2 separate regions of the Mus musculus genome follow, and region 1 is linked to region 2. The links are chromatin loops, found by intact Hi-C in ENCODE. Cell type or tissue: gastrocnemius. All regions are shown on one strand. Each heading gives the region's core, and the rest is flanking DNA. Links, peaks and the distances in the headings are about the cores only.

Region 1 (4,122 bases), core at 694-3,193, 84 kb after region 2:
TTAGTCACCTTTACCTTCAGTATCTGAGGTGGTGGCCTCTAACCCATACCCCGGAAGTATGGATAGAGAAGGGCGGTAAGCGCAAAGTGATGGGGGATTTGTAGGCATGAATTCTCACAGAGAGAAAGGCATGTGCAATTTTAAAAATATTGACTGCATGACAAAATGGTTTTGGGAAATATATTATTGGAATTAATTTCACTTTTTGGAGTGTGGATGATAGAACTTTAGCATGGGCACCTGGTTATTAAGGCTCACATTATATGATTTCACTGAAAAGCAGCCATCTAGAATGCTGGAGAGTGAACCAGGAAATGATTTTACAGGCCAGGATAATAAATCTTTACAAAGCACATTTGCTTTGCTTTTAATTTTGCAATCGACACTAACAGAGAAATCCTAAATGTAATTTAAGAAGATATTCCATATATATATATATATATATATATATATATATTTGTGTGTGTGTGTGTGTGTTTATGGAGAGAGAGAGAAAGAGAGAGAGAATGAACTGTTTTTGTCAGCTGTCAACACATTTGGTCTCTTTACTAATAAAAAAGGCAAAGAATTTTGAAGTAATTAAAATAACAACTTGAAATACAAATTTTCAAATAACTTTGATATTTAATATTAAAAGAATTATAAACAATGATTTATTTCCTCACTGTGCCTTCAAAAGTGTATTAAAATCAGTTCACTTAGATTAGATTTTTATGTAACTCACAAGTTACATTCAAGTGAAGTAAAAGCAACATTATATGTTTGCTTACCAGAGGGATTGCCCTGAAAAGGCACCGAGTGTTACAATCTTTAGTGGGATTTTTAAAATTACCTCTATATTACAGGTTGTATTGCTATTCTTAATAAATCAAGAAATTCTTGTTGGTTAAGCTAATCAACTCGGTAAATAAACATTTACCCTGTAACGTAAGTGACATAATATTGCCTGGTGTTCTTTTGTGTCTGGCCTCTTTGCAGTGTTTCAGTTCTCTTGTCTTGTGTATGGAATCTAAGACAGTTGACTTCGGCACACACAGCAGCTAATCAGTCCTTACAAACAATGCCTTGTCCAGAGAGCAGCACACACACACAGACACACACACAGACACACAGACACACAGACACACACACTCACACACACACACACACACATCTTCCTTCACAAACTCATCTCCAAGTTCAAAGTTGCAATCGAAAGTGTGCCGTGACAGTAAGCAGCATCTTGGAGATAGAATATACTGTAAAATTGTGTTATGTATGTTGTTTCCTTAAAGTAGTTCCATTTGTACTGCTGACTAACGACTTAATTCGTCCACATAACATGCAAGATGTTTTTGTTCAGGATAAGATACATGCTCAACAAATGTACAGAAAAAAAATGTACAGAAAAAATATATGCATTTTTGCTGGTGGGCTTGTAAACCTTAGTCTGTTCACACTGATATTTTTAAAATGAAACTGAGGTTACAAGCTATGTGTGTTCTTCAGATTGATTGATTATTTATTCATTTTAGTCATTTATTTTGACCTGGGTTTGGATTTTTGAGGCAGCAGGTCTGTTCAAAGTGTCCTATGCACACTCAGTAACAAGCAGCTCACAACTGTAACTTGGGTTAAGCTACCAGCTACGAATAAAAGTCACTAGGAGACACACCAAGGCAAACCTAAAGCAAACAGCCTGCTTATCACATAATGACTACCGAATAAGGCAAATATTAGCAAAGCAAAGCAAGCCAGGGGCCCTCCACCTCAGGAAGAAGAAATAAGACAGAGACAGCAAACCAGCTGGAGCGGTACTGATTCAAACCTGAGGAAAAGTGGGTCAGGACTGACATCTGCTGGTCTGGTTAATGAGATGTTGCCCATTGAAACCAGATCCTGGGAGAGCAAATCACTGATGCTCTCTCTGTGACTGGAGTTAGGAGGAGGCACAGGCTTGGCAGAAGCCTCTCTAGGAAGCCATCTGCAAAGAGGCCAACCTTCAACCGAAGCCTCACTTCCTTTCTCTCCAATGTTTTGCCCTGGTAACCAGGAATGCTTTCCTAAGCTCCTCTAAGCAAGGAGAGAATGTTGTGCGGGTGGATTCCACTGAGAGGACCAATCTTCCAAAAGCAAGTGGTCAACTGGGTGCTAAGACATTTGAACAGGAATTCCAAGGTTTTATCAGAAGAGTCACTGGATCAAATTAATTCAAAAGGGTAATTTCTAGTCAAAATTCTGTTGTTATCAACTTGGAGGACATTCAGTTGTAGGATATAATAAATTAATTAGCTTTGATTTCTACCCATCTCTCTTCCACCAGCACCATTTTGCAACAGGGTCTTGTCTTGCTGCACAGACCCTGGATTTGTGACATTGTATCCTCGTGAGGCCTTGTTTCCATTCTCTGGCTTTTTTTTTTTTTGAGAAGGTGGGGCCAGGCTGGCTGTTCTCGAATGCACAGAGACGTGCCTGCCTTTGCCTCCCTGAGTCCTGGTATTAAAGACATGTGCCTCCGCATCTAGCCTCGATTCTCTGGCATCCTACTCTTCTGCCTTTACCAAGACCGGTGTCCTAACTGACTTGGTAGCTACAAGATTCTTGGGATGGTTATCTATCTTTCTCAAGCCACCTTCTCATTTCCTAGGACAGTTTTCACTCTATAAGTAGACACTTAATAAATATCTTCTGGCTCACTTTGATAATTCTGTATTTTTTTTGTTACTTTATTTATTTACATGTCAAATGTTGTCCTCCTTCCCGGTCTCCCCTCTGCAAACCCCCCACCACATCCCCCCTCCTCCCCTTTGCCTCTTAAGAGGGTGCTCCTCCACTCACCCTCCCACCCACTCCCGCCTCATCCCTCTAGCATCACCCTACGCTGGGGCATCAAGCCTCCACAGGACTAAGACCCTCCCTTTCCTTGATGCCAGATAAGGCAATCCTCTGCTATATATGGAGCTGCAGCCACAGACTTCAGTATACCCAGCCATGTATACTTTTTGGTTGGTGGTTTAGTCCCTGGGAGCTCTGGGGTGGGGGTCTGGTTAGTTGATATTGTTGTTCTTCCTATGGGGTCAAGATGCCCTTGGTAGTTCTGTATTCTATATCCCCTTGGTTGTTCTTAGGAATGGGACTTCCCCACGGCAGATCTGAACAGAACCCAGAAATACTGGTTTGCATTGACAAGAAATAATTTGAGCATTCCAGAAGTGTTCAGTATCATATCATTTTAATTATCTAGGGAAGATGACATTTTAAGGTTTGTAATGAGAGTATTAGGTCATGGATCATAGAAATTCTTTTCCAGAAAAATCTTTCGTAGTCTTTACCCATTGATAAGAGTGAACAGGTGGACCAGAGAACTTTTCTCCCACCCTCTGGCTACAATGAATTCCAAAGTGCTGTCAAAACTGTCTATTGAGGCTGGCGGGATGGCTCAGTGAGCAAGGACAGTGGCTGCAGCTGCACAGGCATGGCAGCCTGGGGCTCAGACACTAGTCCCTACATACAAAGACAGGTGTGGCTGTCTGCACCTGGAACCCAGTGCGGTCAGGGGCAGAGAAGGAAGGCTCATTGGTACTTACTGTCTACCAGCCTAGTTCCAGGTTCAATGAAAGACCCTATATCAAGCAAGTATGACAGTGAATAACAGAGATGACAGTTGATGGCTTTGGCTTCTCACATAGAAGGTCTCTCTCTCTCTCTCTCTCTCTCTCTCTCACACACACACACACACACACACACACACACACACACTGCAGATCATTGCTGTTTCTCTCAAGTATGTGTATGTACATATGCATGTGCCATTGGACATAGCCTTAAATTTTCATTTGTAAGATACAGAGAAGAAATAAAACTTGAAAGCTTAGAGGCAGAGGAAGAGAAGCATAAAACCATACATACCCTCTCCTTAAGGACATTTACAACCAGGATGAAGCTGGATCCACTTGCTACCTCAGGCCCCAGTTAGAGAGGCAGAGGTCAAATAGTCAGATGAGTAAACCACAAGGAGACAATCATTAGTTTCTGTCAAAAAAGCTCACAAGTGCCACATCTCCCTTCACCGAGCTCCTGTCCTGAATTCCCAGTTCACGCACAATCCAAAGAGAGTGAGAAGGGCCCCTTTCTCCCCCTCTA
Region 2 (4,122 bases), core at 805-3,304:
AATGAACAAGTCTCACTTTTAAAACAAACGTGTCCTAAAAGTCCTAAAAATTCACCACAAACACTTCAACTTCTTGTCAGCGTAAAAGATCGCCTCTGAAGTGAGGTCTTTAAAAACCCGAAATGTGGGTCACTGTAGAACAGGACTTTAGGCACCCCAAAACGCAAAGTAATAAGTCCTCTGGACCACCACCTAGACTGGCGGCGTCACCCGCCCACTGTGGGCAGCAGAGTCCAAAGGCGCTCAAGCCTAGTTCTCAGCCCCTTGCCCAAGAGTCCATCTACAGACGCTCCCAAGCCGGAGTCCGCCCCACGCGCACCGGCCAGGGAGTGAGGGTGCCGCCGCGGCCACCACCGCCGCCGCTGCCTTCGCCGCAATCTCCTTAGGGGCGGACAGGGGCTCACGGCCGCAGGTCTCGGCCCTGCCCACCCCCAGCAGCCTCGCCCGCCCGGTGCCGGCTCTCCCCGCTCGGGCGCTGGGATGGGCGCACACGGCAGCCGTGGTCCCACGCCGCCCGCACAGCCCACCGCAACTCCGCACTACTTCTCGGGGAAGACCAGGGTGTGCCAAGGTTAGGCAAAGCCTTTGAGGGTCTGCAGCACAAGAGCAAGAAGACACAACAAAGGCGTCTGGGGCCAGAGAAAGCTCGAGAAAGCGACCAAGATAAGTACCTGAGTGAGACAGATGGGAGAATACATCATGACTTCGCCTTAAAACGCACTTTCCCGGAGATGCCCAAGAAAATCTTCCAGAAGCAAGGATTTCATCTATTCATTTTACAGTCATCTGAGCCCAGCGATGCGATCAATCAGGACGGGGCACTGCGCCGGTTCACCGCAACTTCGCAACAAACCCAGTCCTCCTTAAATAGCCAAAGATTCAAGTTCACTCGGCGAGCTAGATTTCCCGGGGTGAAATCCAATCTACACTTTTAACCCTCTTGCGGTTCGCGCGCGCCGGCCGAGCTCTCCGAGGCTGCCGCCGCTGGTGCAGGCTGCTGGTCGCCTGGTTTAGGGGATTTGTTTTCTGTTTTGCAGTTGTTGTTGTTGTTGTTTGTTGTTGGGGGTTGGGGTGCGCGAGGGTTCGGTGTGGGTTGGATTGGGGTGATGGTGGGTGGTGAAATGTTTTTTTTAAAAAAAGGCGGGGAGGGGGGCGCAGGAGGCCAGGCGGTGGGGAAAGCGAGGAGAATGTGTCACCGCGCTGGTAAAGTTCAAGGTTACCGCCGCCAACACTGCAGCAGGATCCGGGAGTGGCGATCGCAGGCGAAACTTTGCTGCGAGCCGACCACGTGTGTGCGCGAGGGGGAGCGCAAGCGAGTGCGCGCGGGTGGCGGGGCGCGCGCAGGAGAGGGCCGGGTGGGGGTGGGGGTGGGGGGGAGCAGGGAGAGGCCGGGGTGAGGGAGGGGGCGCAGGCGCGGAGCTCCCGGGCGGAAAAGCCTTTGCTGCGCTCCTGCCCCGCCGCACCGCCGCCCGCCCGCTTCGCCCCGGGTCTGACCCGCCGCGCGTGGACTCCGCTGCCGGTGCCGCTGGCCACAGCCCACGGAAAGGATCGGAAGGACCTCCTGAAAAAAATCCCAAACGATCGATCCCGCTTGGCTGCAAACTCCTCTTTTCTGTCCTGGGCTCTATTCCCCCTCCCTCTCTCGCTTTCTTTCCTTGAAAAACTTGCAAGTTGAAAGATTCACCGGTTCCACCCTCTGGACCCCGCTCGAGCTCTCTCCAAATCAGACTTAAGGATTGTTTTATTATTTAATTACACAATCACCGCTTTACTCCTCCTCCTCCTGCAAACGCGCGTTCCTTTTGCACCAGCCTCTCCACACCCCCCGCCCCCCACCTTCCTCCTCCTCCCGCGCGCCTCCCCCAGCCCTCGCGTCTCTCCCCCTCATTTGTTAAAGGTATCAGACCGGTGCCACAGTATTGGGACTTTTCTTTTCTTTTCTTTTCTTTTTTCTTTTTTCAAAAATAGCTCTTCTCTCTGCCACTCTTCGTTTACCCCCGAAAACCCGCCCAGGGAGAGGTTATTTCACTGCTCGCTGCAGACGCTCAAGACGCGAGAACATCCTAAGGGGAGAAGCCCTGAACCGGCCTGGGCCCAAGAAAGAAACGAATGGAAAATTCCCTCACACCCAGGCCGCCCCGAGCCGGGGCTAGGGCGCCGACTCTAGCACCCCAGGCGGCTGGAGGGAGAGGGAGGGTGGAGGCGGGGGCCAGAGTGAACTTGGCCTCCTGGAGTTGCAGCGGACGGGCGCGGAGCCCGGGGCGCGGCGGGCAGCCCAGCCCGGAGCTCGCACTGGCGATCGGAGAGGGGCGCCGGGGTCCCCAGGGTCCCCCGAGCCTCGCCGCAGCGGCCCGCCCTCCCCCGGCGCCCGGTGCACGTGGCCGCGCTCGGAGCGGGAAGGCCGCGCCACCGCTCGCCCCTCCTCTCCTCCTCCTCCTGCCGCGCTGGCCGCGTCCCAATCCCCACCCCCAGAGCCCGGGGCGCCGGCGGAAAGCGGCTCCCTTCCCGCGGGGGTGCGGGCAGGGCGGGGCCGCGGCGCGCCCGAGGCTGCGGGGCGGGAGCGCGCGGGGTGCGTGTGCGGCTGCGGGTCTCCCCGGCGGCTCCCGCCGGCTCCCCGCCCCGCCCCCCGCCGAGTGAATGAACTTGATTCCCGGGACCCTGGAGGCGACCGGCCAGCACCCCCTTTCGCGCGGGCACTCTCTCCCACACACACCGCCCCCCAAATTCCGGGTTTCCGCTAGGGGTGGGTGGGGAAATGGAGGAATCAAAGGCTGCCCCAGACAATGGAGAAAGAAAAGTGAGCGCCCGGGGCTCCATGTCGCCCTAGCTTGGGGCCGCCGAGCGTTTCCAGGCCCCCCGCGGCCTCCCGCTCCCACCCCGCGTCCTGGACTTTCCCCCCCTCAACTTTCTCCAGTCCTCGCACTCCTGACCACCGTGCCCTCCCCCAGCGGACCTGAAAGAACCAGTGACTTTTTCCTTCCCCAAGTGGAAGTTACCCACATCAAGCATTTCACAACGACACATCAAGAAAAGTAGGCAGGTTCAAGTCAACCATGAAATGGTCACTTTTTAACCCCGTCCTGTCCTCATTAGGGAAATGCTCAAACACAGTCCGTTTTCAAAAAGCGCTCTTAATGAGGCGAGCTTGCCAAGTCTACCAGCTGCAGCCCCTGTAAACCAAGAGCCTGGTGAAGAAAGGCGCAGGGGGTGGGGAGGCGGGGAGGGCGGCGGGTCTAGGAGGACAGGTAAAGTCGGGGGAAACTGTGAGAACCGGGGCGAGTTAACCCTTTAGGGCACGCGCCACGGGGAGCGGCCTCCGTGCCCCCGCTAGGCAAATCCTCTAGTTAGCGTTCTGACAACGTTAATTTCTTTTGTACTGGTCATTTCTTCTTCTTGAAAAGCTGGGACAAAGTTGACAGTCTTTATAGATGAAAGGAGGTGACAGTCGGGGTTAATCCAAATAAATACTCACTTCTCTCATAAATTTTAGGCAACCTCATCTTAACTTTTAAAAGAAAGACGGGACGGGAAGAGGGGGGGAATAAAAACGAACAATCCCAAAGCATCACTTTGTAGTGAGCTGCATCCCTTTTCTCACCCTCCCCAGAATCTGCGGGAGGGGGCGGGGACGCTCCACTGATAATACCAGCTTTAACTACTGGAGTTTCCCTTTGAACAAATATTCAATTTAACTGGAGTTAATTTACCATAAAAGACATTCCCCTTGGCGCGAATGCACTCATGTCCTTGAACACACCTCTTTGAATGCCTGGACTCTTACAGAAGCCATTATTTCGGGGTCTCTTTAAAAATCCAGCGCCCATCTCTCTGCTTCCCTCCCTTCCTCCCTCCCTCCCTCCTCACTACACCACCCCCAGCGAAATCCTGGCACCCAGAGAGCACTCTTTTTCAGCCAGAGCCCAGAAACAGCCGTTGTCCCCTGGCAAAAGAGGCCCAGTGCTGAGCCCTGGGCAAGTGTCTCCAGACATCCCTACCTTTTCTCCCTTTTATTAGTTTTCTTTCCCAACAGAACCCATTTACTTTGCCACTAAAACTAGGTTGCATCCAAAAGTTTCTAAACAAGCTTAAAAAAGAAAAATTGACACCATTATACAGAAGAAT

The links. Hi-C counts contacts between places; a loop is a spot of excess contacts. Peaks named below come from ENCODE experiments on the same cell type or tissue, not always from the same donor. Only the 100,000 strongest peaks of a DNase experiment are listed, where the experiment ranks them.
Region 1: a loop joins it to region 2, with 3.0 times the contacts of the local background. A loop is called at or near these places in 8 of 42 quality-filtered maps.

The regions. Positions count from the first base shown.
Region 1 is chr4:82,587,868-82,591,989 of GRCm38, forward strand. Gm11267 (a long non-coding RNA gene) reads right to left here and starts at 397. Exons shown (of 2, transcript XR_003955228.1): 1 at 1-397. In gastrocnemius, for the core only: a CTCF peak has its summit at 1,841 (motif pointing left); DNase peaks (open chromatin) are centred at 1,091, 1,852 and 2,442; H3K4me3 peaks cover 182 bases; H3K27ac peaks cover 1,054 bases.
Region 2 is chr4:82,504,060-82,508,181 of GRCm38, forward strand. It overlaps Nfib (nuclear factor I/B), which reads right to left and starts at 1,720. Exons shown (of 12, transcript NM_001113209.2): 1 at 672-1,720. The coding sequence starts at 701. It overlaps Gm11266 (predicted gene 11266), which reads left to right and starts at 3,930. Exons shown (of 2, transcript NR_137202.1): 1 at 3,930-4,122. In gastrocnemius, for the core only: a CTCF peak has its summit at 2,196; DNase peaks (open chromatin) are centred at 1,372, 1,810, 2,449 and 3,169; H3K4me3 peaks cover 2,500 bases; H3K27ac peaks cover 2,500 bases.